3 separate regions of the Mus musculus genome follow, and all the other regions are linked to region 3. A link is a loop called in an ENCODE intact Hi-C map of the cell type or tissue named here. Cell type or tissue: heart. All regions are shown on one strand. Each heading gives the region's core, and the rest is flanking DNA. Links, peaks and the distances in the headings are about the cores only. Region 1 overlaps Ptpn3 (protein tyrosine phosphatase, non-receptor type 3). Region 2 holds the start of Epb41l4b (erythrocyte membrane protein band 4.1 like 4b). Region 3 has its middle 20 kb from the start of Ptpn3.

Evidence for each region. A loop is a pair of places that touch in the nucleus more often than their neighbours do. Peaks named below come from ENCODE experiments on the same cell type or tissue, not always from the same donor. Only the 100,000 strongest peaks of a DNase experiment are listed, where the experiment ranks them.
Region 1: a loop joins it to region 3, with 4 times the contacts of the local background. A loop is called at or near these places in 11 of 42 quality-filtered maps.
Region 2: it touches region 3 in a loop (2.2-fold over the local background); 2 of 42 quality-filtered maps call a loop at or near these places.

The regions. Positions count from the first base shown.
Region 1 is chr4:57,260,331-57,266,197 of GRCm38, reverse strand. It overlaps Ptpn3 (protein tyrosine phosphatase, non-receptor type 3), which reads left to right. Exons shown (of 26, transcript NM_001384115.1): 3 at 1,108-1,215; 4 at 1,290-1,332; 5 at 3,691-3,769. Among named protein-coding and RNA genes, the nearest start is that of Gm12536, 36 kb to the left of the region's middle. In heart, for the core only: a CTCF peak has its summit at 2,691 (motif pointing left); no DNase peak of the experiment used is centred there; H3K27ac peaks cover 975 bases.
Region 2 is chr4:57,141,362-57,147,228 of GRCm38, reverse strand. It overlaps Epb41l4b (erythrocyte membrane protein band 4.1 like 4b), which reads left to right and starts at 4,073. Exons shown (of 25, transcript NM_001355492.1): 1 at 4,073-4,381. The coding sequence starts at 4,076. LOC108168956 reads left to right here and starts at 2,578. Exons shown (of 2, transcript XM_017320489.1): 1 at 2,578-2,623; 2 at 3,238-3,971. The coding sequence starts at 2,578. The coding sequence ends at 3,971. In heart, for the core only: a CTCF peak has its summit at 3,454 (motif pointing right); DNase peaks (open chromatin) are centred at 3,498, 4,418 and 4,998; H3K4me3 peaks cover 2,273 bases; H3K27ac peaks cover 1,559 bases; H3K27me3 peaks cover 3,394 bases.
Region 3 is chr4:57,317,684-57,323,550 of GRCm38, reverse strand. It overlaps a transcript of Ptpn3 not described here. Among named protein-coding and RNA genes, the nearest start is that of Ptpn3, 20 kb to the right of the region's middle. In heart, for the core only: a CTCF peak has its summit at 2,772 (motif pointing right); DNase peaks (open chromatin) are centred at 2,630, 4,480 and 4,820; H3K27me3 peaks cover 648 bases.

The DNA of each region.
Region 1 (5,867 bases), core at 615-5,614, 57 kb after region 3:
AGCTAAGTTAAGCTGTGTGTGTGCACGCGCACGAGTCTGTGTGTGTGTGTGTCTCTGTGTGTGTGTGTGTGTGTGTCTATGTCTGTGTGTGTGTGTGTGTCTCTGTGTGTGTGTGTGTCTATGTCTGTGTGTCTGTGTGTGTGTGTGTGTGTGTGTGTGTGTGTGTGTGTAGTCCAGAAGACAACCTACAATATTATTTCCCAGAAACCATCAGTCTTTCACTGGCCTAGAGCTTCATGAGTTGGCCAGGCTGGCCAGAGGCCAATATTGGGTATCTTCATTATTCTTTATTTTATTTTTTTCAACATTCTACCTGTCTGTCTGTCTGTCTACCTATCTATTAGCTATCTACCTATCACCTATCTATCTAATCTATTTACTTATTTGAGACAGAGTCTCACTGTGTAGCCACAGCTGGTCTGAACTCTCTATGTCGACCAGGCTGGCTTCAGATTCACTGAGCTCTGCCTGCCCCTGCCTCCTGAGTTCAGGGAATGAAAATGTGCATCACAACTAAGATATATTTTTGTTTTCGTGTCTGTGTTAATAATGTACATGCAATCAACGGCCAGAAGAGGCCATTAGCGCACCCTTCCCCTCCCCCCTCCCCAGCTGGTGTTGTAAGTGTTGTGAGCTACTCAGCTTAGGTGCTGGGGATGGAACTTTAGTCTTCTGCAAGCTCTGGAATCATTCTACCATGGAGTCATCTCTCTAGCCCCCTGCCTTAGATTTTTGAGACATGATCTCACTGAACCTGGAGTTTCTATATTTAGCTAGATTGCTTGGCCAGCAAGTTCCAGGGTCGTGTCTTCCCCTGTACACACACAGGTTCTCACGCTTGCAAGGCAAGAAGTCAACCACCTTTCTCCTCAGTCCCTTAAAAAATCCAGAATGTCTGAAAACATGTCAATGTAGTTTGTCTTAACCCCACTTCTGTATCCCTCCTTTCAGCCTTGTAACTTGAAATTTATTAATGCTTTTGTTACTGTGGGAAGTGTTTAATTCTTAAAATCTCAGAAAGTTTTACTTTTTCTTTGCCTACTGTTAAAAAAAAATGGTTACTTCTATTTCTTTGGTTCATTTTAATTCTTGATGGTTTTGATCTAGAAACAAGATTTGGGCCAGTCGCTTCTGGATATGGCCTATGGCCACCTGGGTGTGACGGAGAAGGAATACTTCGGCTTGCAACATGGCGACGACCCAGTGGACTCTCCTGTGAGTGCTCGCATGTACGATGTGCTGCTTCCCTGCTTGGGTTGGTTTCATAGCTTATCTTTCTCACTCCACAGAGATGGCTTGAGGCAAGCAAACCCCTCAGGAAGCAGCTGAAAGGTGAGTATGCTCTTGCTTCACTTGGTCGCTGGGTGTACGGCAAACTGTCTTCTCCTTATGGGGGACTTAAGGTGGCGGTGGGGTCAGGGGGAGGTGTTTCAGGGCAACCTTGAGGGTGAGGGGAGAGGAGGCAGCTCGACAAGGGAGCGTTCGTTTATTTTTCTAAGGGAGCAGGTGGATGAAGGATAGATAGTCTTTCTTAGCCCAGTATAAGAAGCAGAGACCGAAAAGGGCTGGGGTGATGTCTTAGCTGGCTGTCCAAGCTTAAGGACCTGCACCAACACAAGAGGCTGGGAACTGTGGTGCATGCCCAGAATCCCAGCTCCGGAGACAGAGACAGGAATTCCTGCACTTGGCTGGCCAGGCTGACGAGTCGAAGGATGAGCCCCGGGTTCAGTAAGAGATCCTGTCTCAGAAAACGAAGATGGAAGGCAGTGGAAGACGACACCTGACTTCAGCCTGTGGCCTCCACGTACACATGCAGACTCCTGCACACATAAAGGGAGACCGACACACACCCTCATACAGCAGCACAGATGCTGTCTTATCCACCATGAATGGGCCCCTGTATTGCTCTCAGCTTCCAGTGAGACAGCTACTCCAGCCATGCCCACTCCCTCTGGCCATCCTTTCTCATTCTGGCTTTCCTCATGGCTCTCATTGGCCCCATACATATCTAGTGTTCCAGACTAACTTGATCAGTCTGCAGAACCACCCTTTAATCTCCTCTCTCTGTGGTAGGTGCATTTCTTTGTCCCTATGCCCATCTCCTATTCCTCAGGGCTCCTCAGATACCTCCTGCTATCTGAAGGAAAGCGCCAACTCTCTCCTTCCCTCTCATTTCTTTGTCCCTTCGTGGCTGGCTGAGCACTCTTGCTGTCTTCTCACAGTGAGGCGCTTGCACTGCCTCTCAGGACTGTTCTGTTCCACTCAGCCCCACACCCTTCACAATGCTTGACACACAGGACGTGGCCAGTTACATGAGGCAACTGTTTGTCATCCTCTCTCTGGCTTGTCCTTGCAGCAGACACATCCCCACTGCTCAGACCAAGGCAAAGCACTCTGCCAAGCCTGGGAACTGCATTCAAACCAGATTTGAACCCTGCTGTCATGATCAAGTGTAGAAGTAGAAAAGAGGAATTCTATGATAGTACTCTGCACACGCGTGCGTGTACACACACAGACACACACACACACAGACACACACACACATGCACGCTCTGAATCCACAGAAGAAATAAGAAAAACACAGAGACTATGCCTGAGACACCAAAGTAACAATAATGGAAGGGAGAGACTGAGGAGGTAAGACAAAGACGGAATGGAAAAACTTTCCTACAGAGTTAGCGCCACCCACTGGCAGCTAGGTGTGTATACAGAGGCACAGACTTACTGTTAAAGATTCTTTTGGTACCAGCCCAGAGCTGACAAAGGAAGGAACTAAGAGATTTGGGGTGTGTGGAGGAAGTGTGGAGCCACAGTGAACAAGGCAGGAGGCAAGATGAGCAGAAGGGTCAGCCAGCTGGGCAGCCCACAGAAGGACTTGGATTTCAGAGGGCCCGAAGAGTGCTACGTGAGCCAGCAGACAGGACCTTGGCATATTAACCAAGAAGTCAAAAGGTCTCCCCATGTCTTGGCGACATGTCTTGATCTTCTGTTGTCCTAACCCTAGCTGGTCTGATCTTGTATCAGACACACAGCCAGTTTTAGCCACACAAGGAAACTGGCACTTGGTGTTCATGCCTGAGTAACATCTGAGTGACTTGTGTAACACTCAGGATCCCCGTGACTATTTTAATACGCTCTGAACTGAAATTGTAAAAATGGCTTCCAGTTTTTTTTTTAAAGAAAATAATCAAGTCAGAAACTTCAGTGCTACCAGATGTTCTGGTCTTGTCACTGGCTACCTAATCCAGAGAGCCGTTTACATTTCTCCATCTGTAAAGTGGAACCACTCAGCCCGCAGGTACCCATAGCGGTGTTAAGGCTCTAGATGCTGCGTGGAAATGTTGGGAGAGTGTAAGTCGCTATGTAAATGTAAGCTTCAGACCTTCGGGAGTTTTATGTATAGAAGCTAATTTAAGACTTTTAATATAGATATCATTGTTTGAACAGGACCCTAAGGCAGACATACAGCCGGAAGTGGGTGGTACCACCGTTGAAGCTATATAAATACATTAGGTGTGCGTGGAGACCTCTGAACAGTTAAACACTCTGTATTGGGAGCCGGGGCTTTTCTAATGGAAACCTTGTGGTGGAGTGACAAGTACTTCCTTTATGGGAGAGTTAGCAGCTATGAACGTGGACTTTCTTGTTGTTTAAAGGGAAAACCTAATCTGTTTTTGAAAAATGTTGTAGGAGGTTTTCCCTGTACCCTGCATTTTCGAGTAAGATATTTTATACCTGATCCCAACACACTGCAGCAGGAGCAAACCAGGTAATCGCCTTTTCCTCTTGATGTTCTCTTATATACAAATATACAGATTAGTATATATAAATATATATATAAATTAGTAGCTGCCAAAAATGTACTCTTTGTTTCCTGGCTGTGGACAAGTAACTTGATTGGGTGTAACCTCCGACCATCGTGAAATCCAAGTAAAAATTGGATTGAAATTTTAATGGCAGGTTTGTTTACAGTCTGTGGCCTGCATCCTTCAGCCCCGGTCTGGTATAATGCATGTGGGCACCCTCTCTCTCTTCCCGCCTCTGGTAAGCATTGTGAAGACTGAGGTTGCTAAGACAGTTCTTGCAATGCAGGCCTGGAGTGGAGCAGTCAGCCACAGGGCTCGGAGAATGATTTCTGAGGGGCTGGAATGAAGTCCCTTGGGGATGACAAGGCTTAGCTGAAATCAGAAACTTCCACCAGGTCCCCGTTTGCAGGGGTGAGTGAGGAAGGAGAACGAGTTCTGGCTGGACCCCGCTTGTCTGCTGGGTGAATCAGCGGGTGTAGGAAGTTTGTGAGGCAGATCAGGGAAGGAAGGCTCCGATAGGAGCTGTTTACCCCGCAGGGCTTGCAGGCTGGGCTGACTCTAGTTGATCCTGGCAAGTGAGTTTTCTGAGTGGGGAAACTGGAATGTGCAGGATGGGAAGGGTACACTGTGAAAGCCATTGCCTCGGGGTGGGAGACCCAGCCAGCCGCTTCCCCTGCCTCAGGCGCAAGCCCTTAGTATCCCTTTGCTGTTCTTAAGGAGGGAAACTGTCTCCCTGAGATGAAGCAGAAGCTGTTCTGGGTTACTGAGTCCCATTTTATGGCAGAAAATCTCACCAAAGAGACACCATTTGCTCAGTCATAGAATGTTCTCTCAGTTTTCTCTCTCTTCTTTTTTAATGACAATTACACATCGTATTTTAGCTTTTGATATGTTTAAAGGCCAGTTGTTGGTTTATTGCTCTGTTTTTCCTGCTTCTGTATTGCTTTTCTCCACAGAGGCAGGCCTTGGGGTGGGACTGCGTTTATCACTTCGGTCTATGTGAAGTCTGTGTAAGGGAGGCCTAGGTGGCTCATTGGGAAGCCGCAGTGGAGTGCATGCTGCTTTGAATCATTTTGGAGCCTTCCCTCCATCCTTCATGTCCCATTCCACCCCCACCCCCCCATACACACTCACATACCACATTGTTCTGGACTAGGGGCAGTGTTGACACTCAACCCAGCATGTCATGTCATCAGTTAGTATACATAAAACTGATAACATCATCTGTCAGTCTGATGACTACTTCTCTGAGGTTTCCTCAAAACAGTATAAAGTAGAGTCTGGTCAAGGGATGCATTACAGTTACATGAAGGGCCAGACACAATGGTACACACCTCAAATCATTACTGTGTTACTGGGGAGGCAGAGGCAGGAGGGTCCCTTGAGCACAGGAGTTTGAGGCTAGCCTAAGCAATCTAGCAAGACCCTATCTCCAAAAAAACCAAAAAAAAAACCAAGATGAATACCTTTGAAGAATTATGTATGCATGTTGCAACCTCTCCTCTCTCTCTTTTAAGTGACCATTGTGACCAAGTGACCAAGTTGATTTTTACCTTAAGAAGTTCCAGTTCATGGATGGTCACTGTTGTCACAGTCCTTCCTATATCATCTCTGGGATGCTGAAGCCCCAGCTGTATGGCACCCTGTATGCACACTCAAGCTTTCAAGTAGAAAGGCTTGAGGGAGATGCTCCCAGAGCCAGACTCATCTCATGGTCCCTCTAGAGTTCTTCATGGCCATCCCCCTTAGGAAAGAAGCCGAGACCTTGTGGAGTGAGTCTACCTGCCTCCAGGGAGCATCCAGGGAGAAATGTGAGGTGGTTGCTCACATCAACATCCACAGTCGAGAACACACGTGCTTGCCTACTTGGGTTCAGCTTAGTTTCCTCACTTCTTAGGGAATGGGGCCGCCCATAATGGGCTGGGTCTTTGCATATCAATTAACTTAATTAAAGCTAACCCATGACATGCCCTCTGGCCAACCAGATATAGATAATACCCCTGTGGAGACTTTCTTCCTGGGTGATTCTAGCTTGTGTCTTATTGACAGTTAGCCATCATC
Region 2 (5,867 bases), core at 415-5,414, 180 kb after region 3:
GCGTTTCCCAACTGTGGGTCACGACTCCTTTGGGGGTGTCAAATGACCTTGTACAGAGGTCTCCTAATACCATCACAAAACATAGATGTTTATATAAGGATTTGGAACAGTAGCAAAATTACAGTTATAAAGTAGCAATGAAAATAATGTTATGGTTGGGGGGGGGGTGTCACCACAACATGAGGAACTGTATTAAAGGGTCACAGCATTAGGAAAATTGAGGATCACTGCTATACAGCTAAGATGAAGTCACTGCTATAACCCAGGAGAGAAAGTTAGCATAAACTCTCCTGAGGGTTGGCTAAGGTGGTTCTAGACAAAGATGCATGAGAAATACTGGTATCTTAGTCCACTTAGGGTGCTCCATCCAAATAGCACAAACTGGTGCCTTCATAATGACACAAATGTATTTTTCATAGTATCAGGAAGCTGAGAAATTCAAGATGAAGGCACCATCAGACTACGTGTTTGGTGAGGGCTCTATAGGTAAAAGCTCGCTGTGCCCTCCATGGCCAAAAGGGCAAGAGAGCCTCTTACAAAGACACTAATTTTTTTACAGAGTCCTCACAACTTACTCACTTCACAAAGGCCCTGTCTCATGGGTTTTGAAAGGACTCAGGCATTCCGATTCATAGCATCAGGGTTCTAAAGTAGTTTAAGGACCAAAAATGTCATTAAAGTGCGATGCACTGGGGAGCAGAGGATACTCTTGGTAAAGTGATTGTCACACAGCACGAGGACCGGAGTTTAATCCCTAGAAGCCATATAAAAGCCAAGCATGGCAGTACTCGCCCGTAACCCAAGTGCTGGGGAAGTTGAGAAGGTCGGATCCCTGGGACTAACTGGTGACTCAGTCAGTCTGAATCAGTGAGCTTCGGGTTCAGTCAGATAATTCGTCTCAAAAACTAGGTAGAGAGCGATTGAGGAAAACACCTACCATCAACTTCTGTACACATGTGCATACACAAATACATATACACCGATAGATAACGAAGGACGATACAATCACACACGCAGGCAGCTCTGTCTGTATTCCTTATAAAGGGGGTCCAAGAAAAGACTATCAGAGCCGGGTGTGGTGGCGCACGCCTTTAATCCCAGCACTCGGGAGGCAGAGGCAGGCGGATTTCTGAGTTCGAGGCCAGCCTGGTCTACAGAGTGAGTTCCAGGACAGCCAGGGCTATACAGAGAAACCTGTCTCGAAAAACCAAAAAAAAAAAAAAAAAAAAAAAAAAGAAAGACTTGAGGGGTTGCTTGTAGACTTGATAAAACAACAGACTTTAGGGTCTGAAAACAGCAGCTGCAAATGAGCAGCTGTTGGAACATACAGTCCTGTAACTGTAAAATGCAAGGTTGCTCATGAAACGTGCAAATTCTGAGGTTGAAATGTTGGTGACAAGAACCACTGTGTAGTAATGTCTGAAGACTTATTTCTCCTCCATGTAAGAGCTAAATGGGGCGAGATCCATCGGATAGCGGGGCCTGATATATTGGAATCTCCATGCAATTCAGCATGCCACTGTCAGAGGCCATTGGGTCTGACCGGAGTCACAAGTGTGGGGATCTGGGCTCGATAACCTTAATGGAGCCTGGAGCTCAACAGGAGAGAAGCTCTGAATAACTACACACTCAGATGATGCACACCAGATGAATGAATAGCGTTGAAAGCTGTGATTCTCCAAAGCTGCATCCCTTGTAGCGTGCCTGCCTTCCTATTTGGCTGACGTAGAGAACCACAGATACAGTGACTTAAAACAACATTAAAGCGTTACTTTGCCATGCTAGAGGCCGAGGTGGATCTTACAGGCTGAAGCCAGTGTTTCATTCCTTCTAGACTTCCTAGGGCATAAATCACCCTTTACCTTTCTTGCTTCTAAGCAGTGGTTCTCAACCTTCTTACCTAATGCTGCAACCCTTTAATTCAGTTCCTCATGTTGTGGTGACCCCAACCATGAAATTATTTTCATTGCTGCTTCCTAACTGTAATTATGCTACTGTTATGAATCCCTACTTCAACCTTTTTAACTCGAGCGTAGAACCAAGCCCACCTTTGCTACATACAGTGAAACACAACGATGCAAATGCAAGATGCATAGGTGGACATCTTGGAGTGGCTACTCTGCTGCAGCATTCCTGGAGATAGCCTTAGAAACTAGTCAGCTGGCCTGGGCTATGCCAATTTGTACATAGTTTCTGTTCAATCTTGTTGTGGGGGTAAAGGGCAGAGTGGGTATCCAATGGTTTATTGTGTAGATGCCATTTTACAGAGTAAACTGTCACATGGGTGGTCCCCATAATATCAGAGAATGAATTCGGGGCAGCTGTCAGACCTTGGGCAAGCATATTACAAACCTAAGTTCTAAATCCATCTAAGTGAACGGGAATGCATAGAACTGTCTTGGAGAGTTGGAATGAGGAGTAATGAAGATGCAAACGGTGAAATCTAAGACAATGCCTGGCTTTCAATAAATGTCTCTTTTGGAATGAGTCCTACATTCACCCCCTGTCTTCTCTGTGTGCTTTGCTGAGGTCACTGCTTCCCCAACTCTTTCTTAAACTGTCATTTGCTTGCCAACCATGTTACAAGCTCCACCAGTAGCTCTGGAGCCCAATGAGTCTGTATGTCAGTCTCTTAAGCTCTCCAAAGCTCAGTTTCCTCCTTTGTATGATCCAGGTAATAACCTGTACGCTAACAGGCTAAATTAAGACATATGGAAAGGGCTTACCGTAATGTCTGGCACAAAATTAGGGCCTGATAAACAGTAGTGTTATTCTCCCCAAAGGCCTGGCCTCCTTTCAGCTTCATTTCCCACATTCCTTTCTGCAACACAGGACAACTCACTTGTCTGTGGGCAAACCCTGAACCTGTGGGCATTGATTGTTAGCAATTCGCTGTCTCCAGTTTGCTCCATGTGCCCTATGCAATTCATTCTTATGTTCTGCTTCGCTTCCCAGGAGTCTGTCCAACCTTGACCAACCTTCTCAGTAGCAATAGCTTATGCAGGACCTTTCCTTAATTCTGGGCATGGGCGAGGTCCTTGAAGCAGGGTGTCTCCAAAGGAGTATGGAAAAGTACTTCCCCTCCTCGCAGGCCTCAATTTTCTTGTTTGGAACGGGTCCGTTGGACTGGCAGGTTAAAGCTCCAGCCAGGGTTGAGATTTTAAGCAGATAGAATTTCATTAAGTGGCAGGGACCTTCTAGGTCGCCTACTCCACTTCTGCAGAAGGAGAAACTGAGTACGGTTGGTGTTTTGTTTTTGTTTTTGTTTTTCTTCCAGAAAGAGCCGTGTTTTTCTTTGCCCTAGGGGTAAGACTTCCCTGGAAGGAGACAGTCTTATTTTCTTCATCTGGTCAAGCAGGAGGAACTCTTGGACTTCTAGGGGGTCCTGCGCGCCCGGAAACACGTGTGTGCTCACCTACGTGTACGCACGTGAGCGCACCTACAGCAGCAGGGGGCGCTCGGGCCGGCAGGGGGCAGCACAAGCCCGGCGCAGCCCCGGGGGAGGAGGGCGTGCTGCAGTGCCGGCGGCGGCGGCTGGAGGTGCAGCCCTCCCAGGTGGGAGGCGGGGGCTGCGGGCGCAGGAAAAGGCGCCCCGGGAGCGGGCGCTCGGCGGGGGCCTCCTCGGGCCGGGCGCGGCGCGAGTGGGAGCGAGCGCGCCGGGAGCACGCAGGCGCTTTGCTCCGGCTGGCCCTCGGCCGGCGCGCGGCGCGGGAGCAGCCCGCAGCCGGGTCCCCCCGCGGCGCTCTTCGCGGGGCAGCGGCCACGCAGCAGCCGGCACCGACCGACCGCCCCAAGCGCGCGGCAGCGACAGCGGCGACAGCAGCGGGACGGTCCCCCGGGCCGCCTGTGCGCGTTCTCTCCCGCGCGGCTACTCTCGGCGGGCGCTGGCCCGGCCGACGCGTCCCGCGGGCGGCCGGAGCGCGGCGGCGGCCTCGGCTGGGGCGGGAGCGAGCCCCGGGCCGCAGCCCGCGGGAGGCGGCGCGGCGCGGCGGGCACTGACGGCGGCGCCGGGCGCTCCCGGGCGGCGGCGCGGCGGCAGCGCAGGGGGCGGAGGCAGGGGGCGCCCCCGGCCAGGATGCTGCGGTTCCTGCGCCGGACCTTTGGCCGCCGCTCCATGCAGCGCTACGCGCGGGGCGCGGCGGGGCGCGGGGCCGCCGGGCTGGGGGACGAGCGCGACGGGGGGCCGCGAGGGGGCCCGGCTGCCGCCGCCAGCTCCTCGGTGCTGCCCGCCGCGCCCGGGGGCAGCGTATTCCCGGCCGGCGGCGGGCCCCTGCTCACCGGCGGCGCGGCTGTGCACATCTCCGCCTCGGGAGCTGCCAAGGCCACCCTTTACTGCCGTGTCTTCCTGCTCGACGGAACCGAAGTGAGCGTGGACCTGCCGGTGAGTGACGCGGCGCGTGCGGGGCACTAGCAGCCTGCTCTGCTTGGGTCAGAACCCCCTGTCCCAGTCTTTCTTTCTCTCTGGGAAGCTACCCGGGCTGTTTTTTGGGGACCCCTCCCCCATCTTCTGCCAATCTTCCCCAGCCATGAACCCTCCCAGACCACCAGCCCGGGTATGCTCTGGGGCCCAGTCTTTGGCACCTTGCAACCGCAGGGTTGCGGCGCCCTTCTTTGGCGACCACCTAGGATTTTTGTGCCTCACTCCTACCCCATGCTATCCCATGCACACGTCCCTACGTCCCCTCCCCTTGGCGCAGGTGGCTGGCATTCCCTGCCAATGTTGGCCTTCGGCTGCTGGATTGAGTAGAATTTTTCAAGCGACGCAGGGCTGTTCCGGGGTATCCCGCTTTGGGTATCAGGCCTTGGTGGAGAAGAAATCCTTGCCTGCTGCTCAGCAGGTGCCCCAAGTTTGGGAAGAGGCTTAGGGAACAGTTTTGCCGCTCTGCCTTCTCCCGATTCCCCGTGGATGGCCCCCATAGGGAGCCTATCCCAAAGTGCTCCCTGGCTCACAACCTCGCAGGGAGTGGAGCGACTTGGGAGCCAACTCAGGCCAGGTCCGCTTTGAACGGAGAGATAAGCCTTGGCGTGCTGGGAGTTGGCCCCGGTCCCCTCTGGACTGGCCTACCCACTCTCTCCCACACCCGGCAGTTTGCGTGGTTCGTTCAGGGCATCCCGGGGTGGCAGCACCAGGGCCTGCGTCCGGTTCACACACCCACAGGTGGTTGCACCCGGGCCCAGTTCCAGTGGCAAGCTAGGCCAGCGCCAGTGTCTCCGACAGGGAGTCCAGCCGCCAAAAGAGCCTTTTTGGCCGAAGGGGCCAGTCAGATCCTATCAAACGCTGCACTAACGGGCGCCCACTGCGCTGCGGCAGACGGTGCCTTCGGGAATCTTTGGGCATGACTGAAGACACCGCAGTAATTGAGCTTTAGATGAGTTACAGATTGTCCGGAGTGTTTAGGCCTCCGGACAGTCTGTAACTGGGTGGTAGGAATTCGTTGGATTTAAGGAGAGAACACTTAACCTGTAAGGGTTTCAGATGGGAAAAATCAGCCTCGCTAGCCTAGGCTCTAATGCTGCTTCCTGTGGGTTAATTTGGAGACAGCTTCAATTTATGGTAGTTTCATTTTTGTGGTTCCTGTGCTCTATAGGAGAGCATTTTGTCACAAAAATATCCTCGCGAGGCCTTTTCATAGAAAAGGTGCCAACATTCCCCAGCCCAAAGCTGTTGTCTTTTAAAAAGCATGCATGTCACCGCTCCCCAAGAATGAGGCTCGCCAGCTCTGATGCAGAGAGGCAGCCTGCGAGTCGGGGAGCAGAGGCTAGGTGAGTGGGCAGCTTGGGTTGAGAGAGGCTGTGGCGCAGTTTGCATCTGGCAGAGGAATGATACCCCCGGGAACTTTGTCGGTGCTCCCTGCCTGGTAGTTTTC
Region 3 (5,867 bases), core at 610-5,609:
GATAAACAAACTAAAGATGGGAGAGTCTGGTAAATAAATGTGCTGATAGGAAAGCCAAGGTCACTCTGCAAGCGAATGGAAAACGATGGTTGGAAGCGGTCTTTCCTCCAGGGAACTGTTTTCAGATTGTCATCTGAGAGATGAGGTGGGGAGAGAAGTGACAACTGGCCAAGGCAAGTGGAGAGTAAAAAACACTGCAGAAGGACCTGAGCAAGAAGAAGCACGAGGCTCAGGCAGGACCAAGAGTGGGTCAAGAACACAGAGGATCAGTGGTGTGAAAAGCACAGAGATCCCGAGCTTTCCAAAGCACTGGGTGCCTCATGCTCACGCGCCACAGGCGTAGGAGCCTCTCTAGGACAAGCCCCGTGGTGTCTGAAGAAAGGGCTGGGGTGGAATTGGAATTTAGGAAGATCACTTCTGATAGTGATGTGCAGAGATTAGGCCGGGGAGCCCAAGCCCAGACGTAAGGACATCAGGAAAAGGCCTTGTAAGAGTCTGAGCAAAAGATGGTGAAAGCCCGGCCAGGGATAGCCATGATGGGAAAGGAGGTAAGTGGAGGGATCAGGACAGATGTGGGAGGGGAAATGGGCAGGCTGGATGAGGCAAGTGAGTCACAGAAGTGAACAGAAGTCTGAGTGACTGACATAAGGCACACACACACTTATAGCCTACTCATGTGTCTGTGGGTTCATGAGGCTCCAACTCGCTCAGCTGGCCTTGGTACCTGACGAAAGGTCGTGGCGCACACCTTTAATCCCAGCACTCAGGAGGCAGAGGCAGGCAGATTTCTGAGTTCGAGGCCAGCCTGGTCTACAAAGTGAGTTCCAGGACAGCCAGGGCTATACAGAGAAACCCTGTCTCAAAAAAAAAAAAAAAGGTCAAAATCAAGTCAGCTTCCATCCAGGAATCCAGGCAGAAGGCATACCAGCCACCTGTAGCACCTGTGGGTTTGGAAACCCCAGCACGGTGCCGTGAGAGCCTGTTAGGAAATGTCGAATGGCCATTCCCTTGTTGAAATTAAGACCCAAAGAGGAGTTGAGTCTAAGAAAGAGACTCTCTGAGCAGAAATGGTGAGGGACTGTGGGTACTGCCTAACAATAATGTAGTCTAGAACAGGAAGCCAGACCAGTTCCAGGGAGGCACCCACAGAAGTAAAGAACACAGAAGAGAGAGAGAGAGAGAGAGAGAGAGAGAGAGAGAGAGAGAGAAAAGCCTCTCTGGGGAGGCAGGAGAAGATGCAGAGAACCTTCTCAAGCATGCTGAGTGTATTGCCGCTGAGAGGGTCCAGTAGAGGTATCAAAAAGGCATCTGGCTAGATGGTCCCCAGGGCTCAGTAATGATGGGGTGAGATCGTCTTGGTGAGTCACGATCGTGAGGTTGGTCAGGAGAAGGAATGAGATCACCCATGGAGATCTGTGTAGCCCTGGATATCCTGGAACTCACTCTGTAGACCAGGCTGGCCTCAAACTCAGAAATCTGCCTGCCTCTGCCTCCCAAGTGCTGGGATTAAAGGCGTGCGCTACCACGCCTGGCTAGGTTTTGGGGGGTTTTTGGAGGGGGGGTTGGTTTGTTTTTTTTGTTTTTTTGTTTTTTTGTTCTTTTTTTTTTTGAGACAGGGTTTCTCTGTGTAGACCTGGCTATCCTGGAACTCATTCTGTAGACCAGGCTGGCCTCGAACTCAGAAATCCGCCTGCCTCTGCCTCCCAAGTGCTAGGAATCATTTTTTTTTTAAGATAGCAAATGAGTGTTGGGGATTTAGCTCAGTGGTAGAGGGCTTGCCTAGTAAGCGCAAGGCCCTGGGTTCAGTCCTCAGCTCCGGAAAAAACAAAAAAAAAAAAAAAACAAAAAACAAAAACACAAGGTAACTAAAGATAGCAAATGTGGAAGAAATTATTTTTTAAAAGACAGCAAATGTAGAAAACACTTTCAAGGAAACCCAATAACCTGTCCCTACCCTTGTAACTATTCTTCAGGGATAGAGGATGGACCAGGAAATCAGGAAGATGACTTCTGCCACGGTACAGATCAGCCCAGATAGAATTGGAGGACACCAGGGAAAACACTAACCAAGCTACAGATAGAAGGCTAAGTCCCTCTCAAGAGCCACTCAAAGTACAGGTTTCTTGTCGAGTAACACGCAAACCGGAAGTGCACTGAGTGTAGCATCTTCTCAAAGCGAGCACACCTGTGTGAGCAGCTGCATCCTCCAAAGCCCTCCATCTGCCCCCTCTGTTCGCTGATGCCCTGAACCCCAAAAAGTTTGGAACTAGGGAGCTTCCTGTATCGGAAGCTTCCAACCCCTCACAGCTCCTCACCCCCAAGCCTTCTTTAGCTCACTAAGCTGCTTTGGTTCATCTGTTCTTCCGTCTGGTTGTCATCCTTTGAATGAACTTGTTTGGAGAGCTCATGTGCCCTACGCTGTACGCAGGGGGCAGGGAGAGAATGCAAAGGCAAGCGACACCAGACTTCGAGCTAAAAAGACAGGCATGCCCAAGGGCAGTTGGCAAACAGTCCGGTGACCGTAATGACGGAGTGGTGTGGAGTTTGGGTGGAGAGGGTGTGTGCTTGAACAGTCAGGCGGCAGCACTTAGGAAAATAATTGGAACTGTGTGGGCGAGATCAGCAGGACTTCCAAGTCGGATGCGATGGAAGAGCGAGAACTGGCTTTCTCTTTGTTACATTATGGACTTCTGTGGATGAACTTGGTCGCTCACAGCTGATTGTCAGCGGAAAAGCTGTAGCCCTTGCTTTCAAGAGACCCTAACAAATCAGATCAACAGTGCCTCAGCTGAACAGTAGAGGGCGCTGAAGACTTGTGCTTGACGCTAAAATTACGCACCCCCTCCAGCACGCTACCCCCCACCCACCCACCCCCCCACACACACAAATTTCATGAAAGTTCGCTGAAAATAGATAAGGATGTAGAGTGTACGGAGCATGGTCAGAGTCACACAACTCCTCAGGAGCAGAGGGAGCCTGGTCGCCCAAGTTCATTCAAGTCACTCAGTACTGCTCTCAACTTTCCCAAAATCTCAGTGCCTAAAATCCAGGTGCTTCACGCACCTTTTTGTTTTAATTTCCTTCTCTCCTTTTCTTTAAGAGATAGTGAAGGGACAATGAGCCATGGTGTAGAGGTGTATGTATAAATGTCTTGCAAATGGTGTATGATTGGCCTGTGCGTTCCTTTCCTTCCTGCCTCTGAATGAAGTCGGTGGCTCAAAACATGGGTGTCTTGGTTTGAGTGTAAGTTCTGCCTCTTCTTGGTGTGATCCTAGATCCATATTTCCAAGTCTTTGAAGCCCCTGACTGTAAAGCCTGCTGCTGTTCATGTCCATACCTCCGAGACTGTCTGTAAAACGGAGAGAACTGATGTAAACTTGTTCCAAACAGTCTCCAGCAAGGAGCAGGTAGGTGCTCCATCGAACTGTATCCCTGTCGGCTGTATCCGTCCTCCTGGTCCTTTGTACCAAGTCCCAGCTCTGTCATAAACGACACAGGTCCCTTCTCTGTCACCAGCCACGATCATTGCATTCTTCAAACAAGGGCCATAACCCCACTGCTATTCCTACTTCTACTACTACCAAAATTAATTACTTTAGTTCATTCGGCAAGATAGATAATTTTCTGCTGTCATACTATGCTTCAGGAACAGTGCTGGGTCCTAAAACGAGACTGATGAGTGGGTCAGAGTCTAAGAGTCTAGCAAGCAATGGTGCTGTAAAAGCTCATAGTTGTAACAAATTCTCAGAGACCATATTAGAAAAGGGCCTGGTGCTGTAGACAGGTAATATCAGCTACTCTAGAGGCTGAGACAGTGGGATCACAAGGTCCAGGGCAGCCTCGACGACTCAGTGAAACCTTATCTTAAAGGGGGTGGAGGGGTGGGGATGGAGAGTTGTTCAGTAGTAGAGTACTTACCTAATATGCTCGGAACTCTGGGTTCAATCTCCAGGTTTGTAAATAAGATTGGAAAAGGAAGCACTAGAAAGAACACAAGTGGGAGGGTCCCAGGACCACTGCTCTCCCCACTGTTTTCTTCCTAACAAGAGGAGGCAACATGTCATCATTTTTTGAGGGCTACAGAGTTTGTCAGGTTCACCCTCCCATGTCAGAAGTCATTCACAGGCTGGGGAATCCCAGTGGATCACCTAGGGCACATGTCAGACACAGCTCTTATCTCTACCTCAGGGCTCCCAGGCCCATGACGCCTCTTCATCCTCTCTCGGATGCCCTCCACTGAAAGCCAATGGGGCCTAGCTAGTTAGGCTGGTATATTCAGGGCTCCTTGAAAAGAAGCCAAAGTTATGACGACTGGAAGATGGTAGGGGGTTCCCTACCAAGACAGGTGGGCTAGAAGAGGGAGCACCTCACAACTCCAGACCCAGTTGTCCCCTTCTTGCCTACCACTTAAGGTGCAGGGCATGGTTCCCTTTCTCCCGGCATCCAGCCTCCCAAGAAGCTGTGGCTAGCTAGGTCCCTGCAGGCAGGTTCTGTGTCTGTGTTTTCTCTGACCCCAGTTCCTGGCGCAGAGCCTGGGAGAGAAGGCCTCACTCAGTCAATGTTTGCCAAATTGAATTGAACCGAGCTGCACGGAGGCCAGAATTATTGACCTTTCCAGGCAATGTTTTTGTTTTCCTGTCTTTGCAGGAAGCACGGGGCACACTCAAAAAGGTAATCAGAGAGTGTGTCGTGGAGAGATTACTGAGAGAGGGGGCTGAACAGGTTCAAGGAAATAAAGATGAGAAAGCATGTGGGCATCTGCAGGCATGGGAAGCAGTTACTGCTTCCCCAAACGTAAAGGCCCAGAGGAGATCTGGGGAAGAACACGGCAAGCTGCCAAAAGGCAGCCAGTGGGCGGGGTGAAGTTAAAAATCCACCCCACATTCTCCTTCTCCACTCTCCCGCATCCTGATGCTGTCTCTTGTTGGCTGGACCCAAATAGAAGCCAAAAAAGCCCAAGGTACAAGCCATAAAAAGCAGCTTCTTTAGGCTTAGAGAAAAGGGTTGAAAGTCAAGAACACAGGCAGATGGGGGAATGAGGAATGCCCGACACAAGTGAGTGGCTTTCCCCAAAACACTCTCTGCTCTGCATTGGCATCAGAACCGCTTCTCTTTTTCTTGTTGGTTGGTTGGTTTTAAGACAGGGTCTATCTATATAGCCCTGGTTCTCCTTGAATTAGCTCTGTAGCCTAAACTCACAATGATCTACCTGCCTCTCTCTGCCTCCCAAGTGCTAGGATTAAAGGCACACTCTGTCATCTTATTAACAGTCTATGGCCCTGTGGTGGTTGGTGTTGTCAACTTGATAGAATTTAGAAATCACTCAGGAGATGGGTCTCTAGACATGTATATGGGGGATTAACCTTTTTTTTTTTCTTTTTTTGGTTGTTTTTGAGACAGGATTTCTCTGTATAACCCTGGCTGTCCTGGAACTCACTCTGTAGACCAAGCTGGCCTTAAACTCAAAAATCCACCTGTCTCTGCTTCCCAAATGCTGGGATTCAAGGCATGTACCACCACTGCCCGAGTAGGGGATTATCTTAACTTGTATTAGTTAAGTGAGATAGGAAGACCCGCCCACTGTGGGTGGCACCATCCCCTGGCTGGAATCCTGGACTGTATAAGTAGAGAAATTAAGCTGAGCAGTAGCAGCAGGATCTCACTGCTCTCTCTTCATGATCATGAGTTTGATGTGGCAAGCTGCTTCAAGCTCCTGCGGCCTTGGCTTCTTTACTCTGATGCACTACAACCCGGAGCTATGGACCAAAAAATAAATCCTTATTTTTGTCAGGGTATTTTATCAAAGCAACAGAAAAAGAACTAAGACCTGCCCCTTCTGTTCATCTCTGACCCCTCTAAGAGCAGAT